Linked DNA regions of Homo sapiens: region 1 is linked to region 2. The links are chromatin loops, found by intact Hi-C in ENCODE. Cell type or tissue: prostate gland. All regions are shown on one strand. Links, peaks and the distances in the headings refer to the core of each region. The heading gives the core; the rest is flanking DNA.

Region 1 (8,343 bases), core at 248-8,247, 46 kb before region 2:
CTGACTGGACTCGGATTAACACAATACCATCTACTAAACTGTCCAGGTAAGTTTCCATCACACTCTCTCCCTCATCCTGCCTAACAAATTGGTTCAAACTGGTTATCAATTTTTGTTGATTCCAAGTCCTATGTCTCCATGGAATTAGATTATTTCCATCTACTGTCTTGGTTTGGAGCTTTGAAATAATTACTGGCTACTGCAACAACTATCTACTGGTTTTGCTATCTTCAGTGTCTTTTCTCTATCTCCTGCTGCCAATGTTTTCTATCCTATTTTCAATCTATAATCAAGATGATTTTTCTAAAACATAAATCCAAACCATGTCATTCCCTTGCTTCACTTTAATCCCATATTTTAAGAATAAAGTTCAAATTCCCAAGCTCTTCATGACTCAGCACCGACCTTGTTTTCTAGCATCTTTATCCAGGTGATCTTTCACTACCACCACCACGGCTGCCCCCACCAAAACTGTTTTTCTTGACTCATTCTATGGAATGACTTGCCATTCCTCCAGTATAGTTTTAAGAGTCTGTCATACATCTAGGCCCTTCTACGTGCTGTTCCCTAATCAAGAAGACTATACCCTCCAATCTGAGTAACTCCCTCTTGGCAGGATTATGTGTAAAGTAATCAGACTAATATCACCACTGATCTGCACAGTGGTCCTGCACTTTCAAGGCACATGCACTCATTTAACCACAGCATGTGTACGTCTATTGGAGAGCACAGCCTCCCCTGTCCTGATCTACGTCAGGGCTCTTTCAGTAGAATCATGTCATGGATGTGCGTGTCCCTCAATGAGGAATATAAACAGATTTAATTTTCTCTTACCTCCAGAAAGGTCCATCTTATTGCTTTGTACATTTTCCTCTGGTGAGTCTCTCTGAAGAAAGAAAATGCAGCATGTTAGCAGACCTTAATTTATCAATGAAAACAAATAAAAAATGAAGAATTTTACTGTGTTTCATTATCTGTGAAATTCAAGTGGATCATAAAGCTTCATTTTTCACTGCCTAATGTAATTTTTAAAATGTTTTAAAATAAGACATGTGATTGAAGTTTTTAGCTAAAACCATAAAAATGAAGGTTTGGAGGCCGATTTTACTCTAACATCAAGTACATTCCTAAGGACTCGAAGATGAAAAATAATTCTTAAAAAGAGTGAAATCAAGATAAATCATGGACCACCATTAAAAGAGGAAGGAGCTGCTAAGAAAACATACTTACCGAAAAACTGATGTTTGAAAACTGTTTAACAAATGGATTTATCCACGCTTCTTCTTGTTTGTTTCCACCTTTCATCATTCCCTTTGTAAAATAAAAGAGTAGAAAAGATGCCATGGCCATCTCTGTTTATCTGGGTATAGTGACGGATTAATAAAACTTAAGACAATCCCCAATTCTCATTTTTAGCCAATAATTTCTCCTCCAATCAACTCTTATCAGAGTTGTTAATAATTAAAAATCAACTTATTTGATTTTCAACTTCCTTTGCTCCAGTCCTCTGGTATAGCTGTAATGTACAGAGAAATCTCTAAAGGCAAGCAGTCAGAAGGAAAAGACGGAAGCAAAAGGCCTCGATGACCCACAAATATGAAAACAGGGCCTCTGAGTAACGGAGAACTGTAAGATTAGTTATAATTTAGATTTCTGGAATTCTCACTCCAAACCAAAGTAAAAAAATAGTGACTAGGTTCTAAGGTTAGTCCAAAGAAGCCAACTTAACCCCTAATTTAATTATGCTATATGCATCCTACTGAAAAAACACCATGTGTTTTCCACATGAAAAAGTATTTTAAAATTTCAATTTGTGTTGCCAAGAACACAACATCTCTAGCAGAAGTTGAACCTGGGATTCCTCCTGCTTAGGGCTGGCTCTCTGCGGCTGGTTGGGGTATGGGTGGTACGCAAACTCCATTGAGACATGAGTTAAGAGGATGGAGGGTCTGTGATCAGCAGTCTGGTAGACAAGGAGGCTGGAAGCCATAGAGATCTATGTCTCTCATTATGGTCTCACTGGACCATTCTCAGTCTGTTGCCTTCATTACTTCATTACCCCTTCCCATTGCTACTGTCCATTCCTTCTGACTGTGGAACAGAACACAGCTTCACAACTTCCCCCCAAATGCAGGTCTCTGAAGCAAGCATCTAACTCTCTCCGCAGATTCTGAAGTTGGCTTTGATCCCTTTTCCTTTCACCCCATCCATCCCCATACCTAACTAGTTGCCAAGTTCTTCTGTCCTTTCTATTCTGACTGAAATGCCTCTCAAATTAGTCCCTTCCACTATATATCCATTCTTATTTCCCAACTCAAGCTGTCCTTTCTAGCTTGAATTAACGCAGATGCTCCCTGAGATCCCTAACTGTGGTCTCCCCTCTGCACCAATTTATATTTCATACTATCACTGATTAGCTTTCTTTTAAAATTAGTAATTTAAAAACCCCACTGATGTTGTTTTCTACTCAATTTCGTTGGTTCCATATTTTACACAAAATAAAGTTCAAATTCCTTGGCATGCTACTGAAGACACTACAATCTGCCTCAACTACAGAGCCAGATCTCTTGTCACTTCTTCCTAAAAATTCTACATTTTGGTTATGTTGGGCTACTATCTTCCTTAACACATCCCATCCCAAGCATCTTCCAAATTCAAGCTGACACTTCTATGAAGCTCTCCTAATGCCCCATACTAGACTGTGAGCTCCCGAAAGGTGAAACTCATATCTTAGTGTATTTGAATCCCCAGCACCAAGCACAGTACCTGGCACACAGCAGAGGCTAAATAAATGTTTGCAGTTGCTTTCTAAAGATTTTTACTAGTAGAAACAAAGGAGAAAGAGTAAAAAGGCTACACACCCTTTCCCTTCTCCTTTTTTTGCCACTCAGACCCTGTAAGGAAAGACAAAGTCACAAAACAGCATGGTCCAGTGGGAAGAACATGGGGTTTGGAACTGGAAGACCTAAACTTAAGTCCTTACTCTGTCGCTTACTAGTTATCGCAACTTTGGGCAAGTCACCACCTTTTCCAGTCTCAAATTCATCAGTGTCCTATCTTAGATGGTTGTGAGGATCAAATGACTTATGTAAAACATGTAAAAGCACTTCATAAGCTATATGGCAAGGCAATAGGCAAATTCAGCCAAATGAAAAATTTTAAAAATGAAAATGGCAGGTCCTAGACTTAGAATCCCAGGATTAAAAGTGAGGAACCTTGGCAGTTACCTAGTCCAGCTATCCACTGGTATCTGACTTCTAAGGTCCCTCAAAAGGTAATCATTCTCAAGTAGGGTGGGTTAGGATGTTATGTTAGAACCACCTGGGGGACTGGGCACATATTTTGAAAATGGTCCCCAGGAGGATCTGACAGCAGCCCCCAGTGCCACCTCTTAAGAACCAGTGCTCTAAATCAGTGCTTCCCAAACCTGGCTCTGCATCAGAGACATTTGAGGAGTTTCTTTAGGATAAGAAACTTGGTCCAATTTCCAAAACTTCAGTAGACCTGAGGTACAGGAAGCTGCATTTTTAACAAATGCCATGGGATTTCGATGTACAGCCAGCTTTAGGAATATGATTTGTCCACACATAAAAGCAAAACCAAGCTCAGATCATTCCTAGGGATTTTTGTCACAGGACCTTTTGGGATGGGATAGGGACAAACATGACAGGTGAATAAGGAGGATGGTGACTCTGGGTAAGCGGGTGGCGGGGGACTCCAGGTGAGGAAATGAAATGGGAGATGAACTGGCAGTGGGATGGAAAGAGTCAACATGGAGATTTGCCCTCCTCTTCATCCTCACCACTGCAGGCACCACCCTAGGATGAGGGGTTGTCCCAGGCAGCACTGGTGGAGGGGGAGGAAGAGAGAAATCCCAAGCTGTAGCAGTGGGGAGAAAGGAAGTTCCTGTGGTCTTTCTTATGTTTCTCTAGGTGGCTGCCCATACAAGTGGCTATACCTAAGGTGGGGGCTGCCTGGACTGTACTGACCGCCAGAAATGGGCAGGCGAAAAGTTAATTTTCTGTGGGTAAACTACCTTTGGAATTTAAAGTTTCAAGGGCTTTGCCCTTGAAATGTTTACCTTCGATGACATTTTCTTTGTATATGGTGGCCAATTTAAAGATGAGTTAAGCTCTTGAGATGAATTACTATTCCACATTCCAATCTCCACATCCTCTTCCTCTTCCCAGCCAGTGGGGCGATTTCCAGGCAATGGCATATCATCACCACACCAGCCATCTTGCATAGATTTTGGCCCTGATTGTGGATTTGTGATATAAAGAGAAACATACTTTAATAAAAGAATTCCTTCTGGAGAATAAGTATATATTAAAAATTGGGTAGAGAACCTAAGAAAACACACACGTGCACACTTATTTCCCTTCCTGCATCTGCACAGAAGGAAAGTATGTTTTATACTGAGCTAAACCTTCCATGAAAAATAATATATTCTTATTTAAAAATTTAATAAAACTCCTCCATGCCTTTAACAAATCATAGTTCTTGAACATGGACAATGGTAGCACTCTTGTTTGTACCCACTTAATAATCTGCATAGTGATGCACAGGACAAAGAAGATGAATGAAATTTGAAAGAATTAATTTTTATATATATTTTTAGGGAGAATGGCCAGAGAGTATTCAAAGCCTTAAGCAGAAAGCATCTTATCTTCACACATGGCCCTTGGGATTCCTACCGGGCATCTTGTACACAGCCTATGGGATAATGACAATGTTAATTTCAATCTTGGGTCTTTTCTGAACTATGCTAATTGTAACTTTCAGGGAATCATCTGACAGTCTGAATATGTGTCCTCATGGCTACACTAGTTGGCCTCTCAGGCTGGATGGCATGAAAGTTGCTAGTAGACTCTTCCTAGATAACCTAATTTGGTAAAATATAATTTAGATTTGATGAAGTATATGCAAATGAATAGTTACAGTTCTAAGAAATATGAGAAAAGAGGAAAATTCAGAAAGAGAATAAACCACGTTACAAAATCAAAGAGCAAAATACTGAACATCATCTATCATGTTACATTATATGAATATATTATAAATAACATAGAAACCTTATCTAATTATTTAATTATAGTCAGTGAGTGTTCGCCACTGCTACATAACAGCTACCAGGCATTGTCAATAACTTACCAGATTTGCTTAATGCTTGTGGACCAACAGAGCTGGAGCCCCACGTGGATGTGCTGGATGCCGCAGCAATGGGTTCCCCCCAGCTGGGACCACTGTCTATGGGCTTACCCCATGCTGAAGTACCATTATCCACAGTTGTGGCTGGAGTAGAAGGCTCCCCCCAGGGCTCACCCCAGCCTTTAGAAAGTGTGGGAAAAGAAGTCATCAGCATAGAAGGTAAGGAGGTGCAGTGGAATAAGGGACAATAAAGAAAACTTAGGGACCAAGGATGAAGAACTTCATGTTTATGTACTGAATAATGATACTGTGATAGGCAAAAAGATGGCATCTGTTTTATGTTAAAAAAAGACAAACTATTTCCCATTAATATAAGGTGAGAATTTTTTTAACTTTTTTCATAATTACCCTCTAGACCTAGAGCTGATTTTTGCATAGTTATGGAAAACCACTCTCCTTTGAGCATCAGTTTAATTCCTGAAAAAGTCAAGTCATTCTAAACCAAACCTTGTAAATTGGAGCAGGTGATAAGCTGGGTGACAGTGTATGTATAACATCTGTACCAGCTGGGTACAGTGGCTGATGCCTGTAATCCCAGCACTTTGGGAGGCTGAGGCAGGTGGATCACCTGAGGTCAGGATTTTGAGACCAGCCTGGGCAACATGGCAAAACCTGGTCTCTACTAAAAATACAAAGATTAGCTGGGCGTGGTGGCACACACCTGTAGTCCCAGCTACTCAGGAGGCTGAGACAGGAGAATTGCTTGAACCTGGGAGGTGGAGGCTGCAGTGAACCGAGATCATGCCACTGCACTTCAGCCTGGGTGACGGAGAAAGCCTCCATCTCCAAAAAAAAAAAAAAAAAAAATTGTGCCACAAGTGTACCCCTTCCACACCACCTACACTGGAAAAACAATTTACTACCCAGCTAACAATAATGGGTCACCTACTTTTTACATATGCTGAACAATGCTTATTTTAAAATCTGAAGTATTAGGCTGAGGTTGTCCAAAGCAAAAAAAAAAAAAAAAAAAAAAAAAGCCATAAATGTTTCATTAAAAAAAATCAAAGCCAACAGGCTTCATCTTAGATACATACTTCTTCCTTTTAAGAATCAAACCTAAATTAATACAACAAACTATACTTAGACTAAAAAAAAAAAATTCAGTGCCAAAAAGTTAGCTCATGAAAGCACTCCCATATCCACTTCCAATGAGACTATTAAGTCAATAAAACTTTTATTAACAAAGACAATGTAGCCAATCACACTTAACAAAAATGTTGTTGGGAAAATTTGCAGAGATAGGAATTAGTTCATTATTAGAGAGGAAAGTAAGGATATACTAGAAAGGTATTGTCAAATGTTTTAAATACACAAACATATATACTGTATCTAAGTAGAGTTGGATTTCTCACCTACTTAAAAAAAAAAATCCCTTCTAAAGCCAAATATACAACCTAATGTTTAGAGAGTACTGTATTTATGAGATACTTGTTTTATTTCTGGAGATATTTTAGTCAAATAATAAAACCACAAGTTAAGGCCTAACTCAAAAACAACTTGGAGAAGTGTACAGCATTCCCACTTGACCGCCTTTGTCCAATTCGCCTTCTCTTGCATTTCTAATAGAGAATGAAGTGTGCAGGACTCAAACAACACTGCCAAAAGTGGAGTTCTGTTCTCTGGTGGTAAACATCACCCCTATAATTTTTTTCAAGCTGCTTCTGGATTACAGTAAGAACAGCCTTTGTGTGCATATCCAAGTACTTTGTTATACAAATCTTATAATAACAGTAAGTTAAAACAAGGCTTGATTTCATAAAATAGAAACTTACCAGAGCCACTGCTTGCCTCTTTGTTTGAGATGGCACTTGCAGGCGTTAGCAGCTGATGTACCTGTGCTTGCTGGTCTGAACGGCTGTTGCCATTTGGGACGTTTTTGTTCCACATGTTCACATTTTTGTAGTTGTATTTGCTTGGATCTCCCCAAGCTGAAGTTCCATCATCAATCTCCATTTTGCGACGTATAGATTCTGGGGATGGTTCCTCCCAGCCTGTGGGTTCTTCTTCTTTTGCTGGGGCTGGTATAGGTCCCCCCAGCCAGCCTGTACCAGGAGGTTTGCCTGTAGCTGGTGGGATTCCCCAAGATCCAACAATGTCTTGTTGCTTGTTCCAGTCTGGAGAGCTGACTGGCTTTGACGAATCTCCCCAACCTAGAGACTGATTAGACTTTGGAGGGTCTCCCCATCCCTGGGAAGGAGTAGGTTTAGAAGATTCATCCCATCCTGATGAATTATTTGGATTTATGTTGTTTCCCCAAGTGAAAGAACTAGTTTTACCAAGTTCGTTCCAACCGGAAACGGACCTGTCACTGTCACTACCTCCTGAGCTGGATTTCTTATTGGCCTCACCCCAATGGTTATTCCTTGAAGTTTCTCCCCAGTTATCACTGGCAGAAACAGACCACCCTTGGCTTGATTTTTGTCCATCACCCCATCCCTGTTTATTCTTTTGCGAGTCATTCCATGCAGCCTTCTCCTCTTTGCAATTCCCCCACTGATTGCTCTTGACCATTCCTGTAGCAGCAGAATCATCTTCCCACCCCCCCTGGCAGTTTGAGCCTTTGGAATCTCCCCACCTCAGAGCAGGTTTGGGATCGCCCCACCCTGATACAGATGAGGTATCATTACCATTAGGGCTAGTCTTATCTATACATGCCCCTGAGTTAAAAGTCTGTGTTGCAGAGCTTCCCCAGGCCTCTGTCCCATTGTCAGTCTTTCGTTCCCCTCTAGGTGATGTTTCTGTATCCCAGGCAGTATTCTGCTTAATAGGAGTCTGTCCCCAACCAGAGTTGGACAGGACACGTGGATCTAAGTCAGTTCTGTTTACAATGCTTTGGAGTAATGTGTGCTGATCAATTTTTCTTCTGTCTCTACTCTGACTTTCCCCAGTTCCTTTTTCCTCAAGGCGTCCAGTGCTTTCTGTACTACCATCGCTCTCCACTGTACCTCCTGTTTTGGCCCACACACTGCTTTGCTCATTTGTCTGAGATGTGGCAGAACCCTGATCCTCTTCCTCAGTAGATTTCCATCCATTTGTAAACGTCTTACCATTGCCATTTGCACTATCATTGGAATGCTGATTGCTAGGCAGTTTGTTCCACTCAACGCTGGGTAAATTAGTGCCAGTGTTTTG
Region 2 (8,343 bases), core at 267-8,266:
TACCAAAACCCTAACCATGGCATATACCTATGCATCCCTTCCCAGGCACCCCTAAGAGCAAGCAAAAGGCAGGTGGCTAGGGCCACATCATCTCCTCTCATCTCATACTTAATTCTCCTCCCCTAATACTTGCTGATGACACCCCTAGGCTCAGGACATGCAGAACTGAATTATTTATCATTTCTCCTTTCTTTGTATCCCCTAGCCTGATTAACTCCTCTCAAATGTAGTCACTCATCTGGAACCTGCGAGTCAATCTAAGCTGACTCTCCCTCTATATCCTTTAAACAAATTCTGTGGATTACTTTAATAGTCCCTTCACCAGTATTTCACACTCTGGTATCTACCCCCTCTAAACCAATTCCACAATTTTCCAAGGTAAACATACTAAAATACAAACTTTTATGTCACTCTACTAAAACATTTTCAGCATTTTCCCCAAAGCCTTGAGAAAACCTCCTAGCCTTTCCTAGTTCAACTCTTCAGAGTTCTACCCTTGGTTCCCTCCCTTTCCCCCAAGCAAAACCCATCCTTTAATGCATACAGGCTACCAAGTATTTCTGAGTTTTCACTGTTTGGAATCCTTTTCTATTCTGCTCCTTATTCACCTAATTTCTACTCTAACGAAATTTCTCTGTCCCTCTGCCCCATTTCAGCCTGAGTTATGCACCTCTCTCTCTGTACTGCAACAGTTCCCCATAAATGCCTCACCTGCCATTTTTACAGCCTGTGTTTTCCCCTATTAAATAATGTGGACATAAGTATCTTGCTATAGTCTACATCCAGTTCCTAGCACAATGCCTGGCTCAAAAAAGGCATATATTAGAAATTAAAATAATTTTTCATTACAACAGATAATTGAAACAGTAATTTCACTAGGTTTTTAGAGCATTTTAATGTCTTGAAACCTTGACATAGTAGGAGATGAGTGCCCATTTAGCTAACTATTATCAGTTTTTAGTATTAACAATACTAATACAATTGTTTGGTATGTAACAATTAAATGGAAAATTTTTAATAATTACAGATTTTTTTAACTTACTTTGCATTGAATTATAGTTTCCTATACTAAATTAGCTAGTTTAGAATTCCCTTGCAGTAAACAATGTCCGAGGTTTATTTTAAGGCTAATGTACACTGCACACTTTAAAAATCAGCCCAGGTACTAAATAAAGAGGGAAAAAGAAACTGACACTTTACTTCCTATTATGTCTATTACATTTTCCTTTAATACTCTATTTCTGTATTACATATAATAACATCATCTCAATTCAACCCTCATTTAACAAAACACAAGGAAACTAAGGCCCAGAGAGGCTAAATAAAATCTAAAGTCACACCATTCTATGTGCTATGTGGGAGAGTGAGATTTCAAATACTCTCAACTTGGCTGCAAATTCCATGCTCTTCCCACTTATAAAATGATATATTATGAAACACCTAGGAACAGCTATTTGAAAGATAAAGATCCATAAAATGTACTTACCTTTGAAAAACTATTGACAAGATTAAATATGCATTAAATTGTACAAACTCAGCAAGTTACTTTATATGCATATTCAAAGACATTAAATATTAAAATGAATCTCCATTAAAGCTAAAACATTAAATCAAATAAATGCCTTCAAAATCTGTAAGAGTAATTTTTTTTTAATTCTATGTTTAAACTGCTTAATATAAATAGTTTACACACATACTACCTTCTTTTGAGCAGCTTCCTTCTTTTTCTTGTCGTCTTTTTTCTTTTTCTTTTCTTCCATCAACTGTTCTTCTTCTTGCACTAAATCCCTGAACCACACAGTTGCAATTAAGTTTCCCAAAATGTATTAAGAAATAAAAATAATGTTGCATACAGATTCATTTTCACTTTTTCACTCTTATTAGAAGACATGGCAAATTATTATTTTATCATTCATTGAAATAAAACACAACCTGCAACCTAACCCTAACTATATAGCCACTATATGGTACAATTCACTTTAATAAGCCACAAGTAGCACAGCTTTTATCTCAATATCATATCAAGGAAGACAACCTAAAATTAGCAAATTTTACATTGGGAAACAAGCAATTTCCTCCAATCCTAGAATGTAAACTTCATCATTTAAGCTGGAGTTACCTTGCTACTGGCCCCAAGTATCAATTAGTAGCTAATGGCAATGCCTGAGACCTCCCCACAATCCTCTCTCACCTAGGTTTCTGGAAGCTACCTTTAGTTTTCCTTGCTCTAAAAAGCTTTGTAAATATTTTTAGAATATAACTTATTAATAAATAGGTGATTTGTATTTCAGCATTACAACAATTTCATATTCTATCAACATTCCAAGGTATTCTATCAATTCTTGGGAAACAATAACGTACTCTTGTTTGTTCTGAGACAGAGTCTTGCTCTGTCACCCAGGCTGGAATGCAGTGGCATGATCTCTGCTCACTGCAGCCTCCACCTCCCGAGTTCAAGTGATTCTCCTGCCTCAGCCTCCCGAGTAGCCGGGTTTACAAGTACCTGCCACCATGCCTGGCTAATTTTTGTATTTTTAGTACAGACGGGGTTTCACCAAGTTGGCCAGGCTGGTCTCAAACTCCTGACCTCAAGTGATCTGCCCACCTTGACCTCCCAAAGTGTTGGGATTACAGGTGTGAGCCACCACGCCTGGTCTAATAATGTATTCTTCATATTAGTTTGTTTAAATTTTAAAAATCTCAAATGGTTAAAGTTGTCAACAGAACCTCTGGTTCAGGATTTCAAAGTGACAGACTGCGCAAATGTGTTTCAGGAAACAGGTTATTACCTTTCAGGAAAAAGGGTTATTACTTTTTTATTCTATTCAAAGCAAATGAATAAGCAAAAGCAAAAGCCACCCCACCCAAGAATAAACATAAGAGCAGTCTGAAATAGATGTTTTAGGCACCATCCTTTCTGGTGGAGCTCTAGAGAGGGTTCCAGAAGACCAGAGCAAGAGAGCATGAAGCAAAAAGACTGCCTAAGGAATAGAAAAGCCATAGCTACTCAACCCCACCCACTTCCCATCCAGATGCCTACACAGCCACAGATAGTAGCTGCTTCTAAATGCAGCCTCAAGCCAAAGAAATACTCTCTAAAGAAACAAAACCTTCCACAGGAGTCTGATAGGTGCTTGAATGGGTTTGGTTGTCCCAGAACAAAGCCCATCTTACTGGAGGCTGCTGCCACTCCCTCCATCACACTGTAAAGTAAAGCTTGCCAATCAACACCCTTCACACAGATCAGCCTTCCCATTCAGGGAAGGAGTCTACTGGGCAAAAAAAACCTTTGCAAAGGCGGAAGAAACTCACTCCGGCTACCTGTAGTCATCACCCTAAAGTCTAGACCCTAAACCTTCATTCATAATACCAACAACCAAAATAACCAGTTACCCAAAGAAAAGCATCACACAAAATGAAAATACCTAACTCTGCCCTGAGGAAGCTTTCCAGAGGGGACACTAAGAATATCAGGCAGGGGCGTGGTGGCGGGCACCTGTAGTCCCAGCTACTCGGGAGGCTGAGGCAGGAGAATGGCGTGAAACTGGGAGGTGGAGCTTGCAGTGAGCTGAGATGGCACCACTGCATTCCAGCCTGGGCGACAGAGCAAGACTCTGTTTCAAAAAAAAGGAATATCAGGCAGAAAAAGAGAGATTTGGAGATATGAACTAGACATTTTGGAAGCTGCACATTATTTATCAAGGCTGGAATGCATATGGCAGTAGGGATGTTGAAGAAGATAAAAGGAGAAAGACAAGTGCCTAAGAAACTGGAAGGGGTTGTTGCTATAGGTGCGCTGCAATGAGATTAAACAAAATTTAAGTTGGCTTTGCTGATGGAACAGACTGAGAGGAGATGCAGACACCGAAAAATGAAATGAATGACATTATGCACAATTGATAAAAACTTAGTAAAGTATAGGACTACTAAAATCAGCTAAAAGGATAACTGGAAGAAGAGTATGATAACTGTTGCTATACTTCGCTGTCATTTTGTTACAAGCAGAAGTGTCATGTGGCTAATGGAGTAACATAACAGATTCCTGCCAACTGTGGCCATGACTCACTCTCTTTTGAATTCTGTGTGCAGGAGGTAGTAAGACTGAACAAGCTCACTCACACTACAATCCCAGGGAAGTCAAGGAGCAAGAAAGCCACAGCATATGAGAGCAGCAGAGTAAAATCAGTAAACAACGGCAACTAGGTTACACCACTGTCATGTTACCTACCCTGAGACATGCAGAAGTCAAGATTAAAAGCTGATTACTAGTTAAAAATACTTAATCTTCTTCAGCCTCTGTTTCTTCATGAAAAAACTGGGGGCAAATGACCATACATGTCAATGTCTTAATATTTTTATAAGAATTAGGACTGCTTACTTAGCACAAAGCTTATCTAGTAAGCACTCAATTGCCTAGCCATGAATCCAACTCACCAGTCCTCAGTGGCACCCAAAAGGCTGTCTTTACCCTTCTTGTGTCAAAATAGCACAGGTACTTATTCAGAAACATCTAGCACCTTCAGCATTTGTTCTTCATGTTCTGCTGTGAATTACAGACATGTCCTTTTCTGATCTTCTATGTCACTATAATTTTACTCCATGTAATGGTCTCTATCTGGAGTATTTTCTCCTTTCTCAAACTTCATTTTCAAGACTTTCTGATGAGGTTACTAGCAAGTGTTTTCCTGGCCAAAAATATCCCCTTTAGTACTTAAAAGATGTACCAGACATTTCTTCTCAAGGAAATATCACAGTATCAGCCGATACTGTAAGCACAGAGGGGAGTAAGTTTTGTTCTTCAACACTATCATCACAGCCAACCAGTCATGCTTTTTCCCATATCTCCTCCTTCAGAGAAAGCCAACTGGAAAAACAACAACAACACCTGTGCCCAAACACGTCAGCTTCCAGGAGTTAAATGTTCATAGAGACTCACTTAAGACATCTGACTATATCATTTACCACAACTATCAAGAGGAGCAAGGACTGATGGATTTGAAAGGCCTAAGTGGGCCACCCTGTTTGATGCACCTGCCACCAAGACAACACTCCAGTTAGCAATCATCCATGCCCTGAAGGCTACTTTGCAGGATACCTCACATCTGTAAGTTCTATGAATCTACCTCGTTGTCTGTAAAAACCAGACTCCCCTTTTATCAGAACTTGACTTATGTCCTGCATCTCATGTATAAAGGCTTTGAGGTGGCCTGTAAAAGTCAATGCCACTGAGGGAACTTTCTAGGAAAATGGAAATGTTTTCTAACTTGATTGGAGTGATAATTACAAGGGTGTATACATTTGTCAAATCATTCACCTACACACTCAATGTTTGAATTTTACTGTATGTAAATTGTATTTTAAAGTTGGTTTCATACATTGACTAGGGGAAATGCAATATCTCGATCTGAAAAAACAAATAGATCAAGATTAGGATTCCACACAACAAATCAAGCTAAGCTTCAAATTTTGCCCGTATCTTCCAGTAGCCACTACAAATGATTTACTTGTACCGTTCAAGAATGCGTTTCTGGCCGGGTATGGTGGCTCAGGCCTGTAATCCCAGGAGTCTGGGAGGCCAGGAGTTTGAGAACAGAATGGGCAACATAGTGAGAGTCTGTCTCTATTTCAAGGGCCTATCAAGGGAGCAGGGTACACCTTGGAGGTAGAATGCCCCTTCCTACTCTTGCGCCTCCTGACACTTGATGGTCAATTTTTCCTACATTCCCAGCCCTGAATATCATTAAAATTAATCCCTTCTGAAGGGTACTCTTGTACTTGCTATCAGAAGTATGTATGGACTAGCACTAAGCTTCTGGTGAGCAATTTGGAAGTATCTATTCACAATGAATTTTTAAATGTCACTATCTTATGATCCATCAATTCAAATCTAAGCCTCTGAAAAAGGAACCGTACAAAGATAGACACCGCAGCATAAAATCATAACCAAAAACCAATCAATAGGGAAAAGTTAAATCATCCTGTAATCACACCAAGGAATACTACACAGTAATTTTAAAGTGGGGCGGGGAGTAGATTTCCATAGTGTACAGAACCAGCTCCCAATAGAAACCTCAAGCACTAAACTTCTTATTTATTTATTTAGAGACGAAGTCTCACTCAGTTGCCCCGAGCTGGAATGAGGTGGTGCTGGTGTCAAACTCCTGGGCTCAAGCAATCCTCCTACCTCGGCCTACCAAAGTACTGGGATTACAGGGGTGAGCCACTGCACTCAGCTAGGAAACATGATTTTTTTTATAGGAAAAAAATTCCTACAATTTTGTAGAAACAACTGAACACATCTGAAATAAGAAAACAAGCAAACATTTGGTACAGGTTGTAAACAAGATTAGTGAAGTAAGACAGGTATAAGAGCTGTTTCAACTGTGGAAGGCTTTATGGAGCAGTAAGAAGTTGATCTGGCTCTTGCAAAAGAGGCAAGATTTTTTAGGAGCACAGAAAGGTGTGGGCACAAGCGAAGTATGGAGACTTGTCAGCATGACAATTGCAGGGACCAGCACTGACTGGAATTGAAAAAGGGAGGGAAAATGTTGGGTAAGAATAGGCAATAAATTGGCAAAAACAAGGGTGAGAAGACTGTTGCGAAAATCTAAGTGAATGTGTAGTTCCCCAAACTAGCATGGTGGCAGTGAAAAAAGCAAGCAAAGAATAAATCTGAGATAACTCAAAATATCCTAACAATTAGCTGGGGGGGGGGGGGATGGTACATACCTGTAGTCTCAGCTACATGGGAGGCTGAGGCCCAAGAATCAACTGAGCCTAGGAGTTGGAGGCTGCAGTGAGCTATGATTGTGCCACTGCATGCCACCCTGGGCAACAGAGGGAGAAATGACAATAATGGGACAAGGGGTTAGGTGTCTCTATTTTGCTTTAGGAGACAGAAAACAGGAAGCAACTTTCCTGAGGGCCCAACTAGCCTATCAGTCAGCAACACACCACAAGCTAGCTCATCCTCACATAGAAGCCAGCTGTATGTTACAAGCTAGAAATAAAAATACACTTTACATCTTCTGCCAAAAAACATTCTGTTCTCCTACTTTCTCCCATGCAGATCCCACCTTCTTCTATTTCCTTCCAGTCTTCCTCTTTTCCCATTTGATTGCCACCCCCCATTCCTTTTCTCATTTTTATCCTCCTACCTAAATTAATCACCAAAACCTGTCTAGCACTACACAACAGGAAGTCACTAGCAACCTTCAAAACTATAGAATTCACCAGACAGTAGAGATGAAAACTGAACTGGAGCAAAAATAGGTAAGGAAGTTGGAGATTTGGATCGGTTTTTCAAAAGCTTCAGCTGTAAAATGAAGAGAATAGGATAAAATGAAGTTTTGCATATTTTTTAAAGTAAGGACAACTAATAGTTATCTGGAAGTGGAAAGGGGTCATCGTATTGAAGGGTGGGGAACATGCTATTTACAATAACTGACAATTATCTGCAAATACAGTAGTTAAATAAAATGGATATATCCATAAAATGGAATATTATGCAGCTGCAAAACAAAGGTCTCCTCTACACCCTGATGTGAAAGGATCAGGAAGGCTTAAAGTTAACTGGAAAAACAAAACAAAATCTAAGGCTCAGTGTGCTATCTTTTTGTGTTGGGAGGGATATGAATATATATATATTTACATGTCCTTGTACGTGCATAAAGAAATTCTGGAGACGTGTACATATACAAATTAATAAAAAATATATATTTGTGACAGAGTATGAGCACAAAAGAGGACAACAGACAGAGTGGCAGCAATGCTGTATATTTCTTAGCTTAGCTTTAGCTGGCATGTCTTCCCCTTAGGAAGGAAGGAGAATAGCATACAAACAGGTAGCAGTAAGGATCCAGATGACAGTATGGATCTCAAAAAGTGGGAAGTTGAGCTTGAAAGGGGCTTCCACTAGCACCATAATTTGAGCGATAAATTATGCTAATAAAAAATTACAAACAACTGAATAAAATAAGAACCCATGGGTCCATACTGATATGAATGAATGATTGAGTGAGTGAATGGAGAGAAGTACCAAATCTTACAGTAAAATATCAACTAATGTAAGAAGAATGGTTGACTTTAAAAATCACTACTTGGCCCTACTGGTTAAGGCAAGCACATTGATGAGAAAACAAGACATTTACGTACTCTCAAAGTATCTCCCAACAATAGTGTTATTAATTACAAAGGGAAAAATACTAACTTTGCAGTGATGAAACCCGACAGAGACCACCTCACCCAAGCAGTTGAAGTTAACCATCACCAATAATGGGATAAAAGGATATCAGGCATCTCCTGACATGATGTACTGAGAACACCACATCAATTCTGTACTAT

What was found. A loop is a pair of places that touch in the nucleus more often than their neighbours do. Peaks named below come from ENCODE experiments on the same cell type or tissue, not always from the same donor. Only the 100,000 strongest peaks of a DNase experiment are listed, where the experiment ranks them.
Region 1: it touches region 2 in a loop (2.2-fold over the local background); 6 of 110 quality-filtered maps call a loop at or near these places.

What each region holds. Positions count from the first base shown.
Region 1 is chr16:24,790,458-24,798,800 of GRCh38, reverse strand. It overlaps TNRC6A (trinucleotide repeat containing adaptor 6A), which reads right to left. Exons shown (of 25, transcript NM_014494.4): 6 at 6,984-8,343; 7 at 5,152-5,328; 8 at 4,082-4,257; 9 at 2,862-2,894; 10 at 1,231-1,311; 11 at 835-886. Among named protein-coding and RNA genes, the nearest start is that of SLC5A11, 51 kb to the left of the region's middle. In prostate gland, for the core only: no CTCF peak of the experiment used is centred there; no DNase peak of the experiment used is centred there; H3K27ac peaks cover 869 bases.
Region 2 is chr16:24,744,171-24,752,513 of GRCh38, reverse strand. It overlaps TNRC6A (trinucleotide repeat containing adaptor 6A), which reads right to left. Exons shown (of 25, transcript NM_014494.4): 3 at 1,701-1,788. Among named protein-coding and RNA genes, the nearest start is that of TNRC6A, 19 kb to the right of the region's middle. In prostate gland, for the core only: no CTCF peak of the experiment used is centred there; a DNase peak (open chromatin) is centred at 4,073.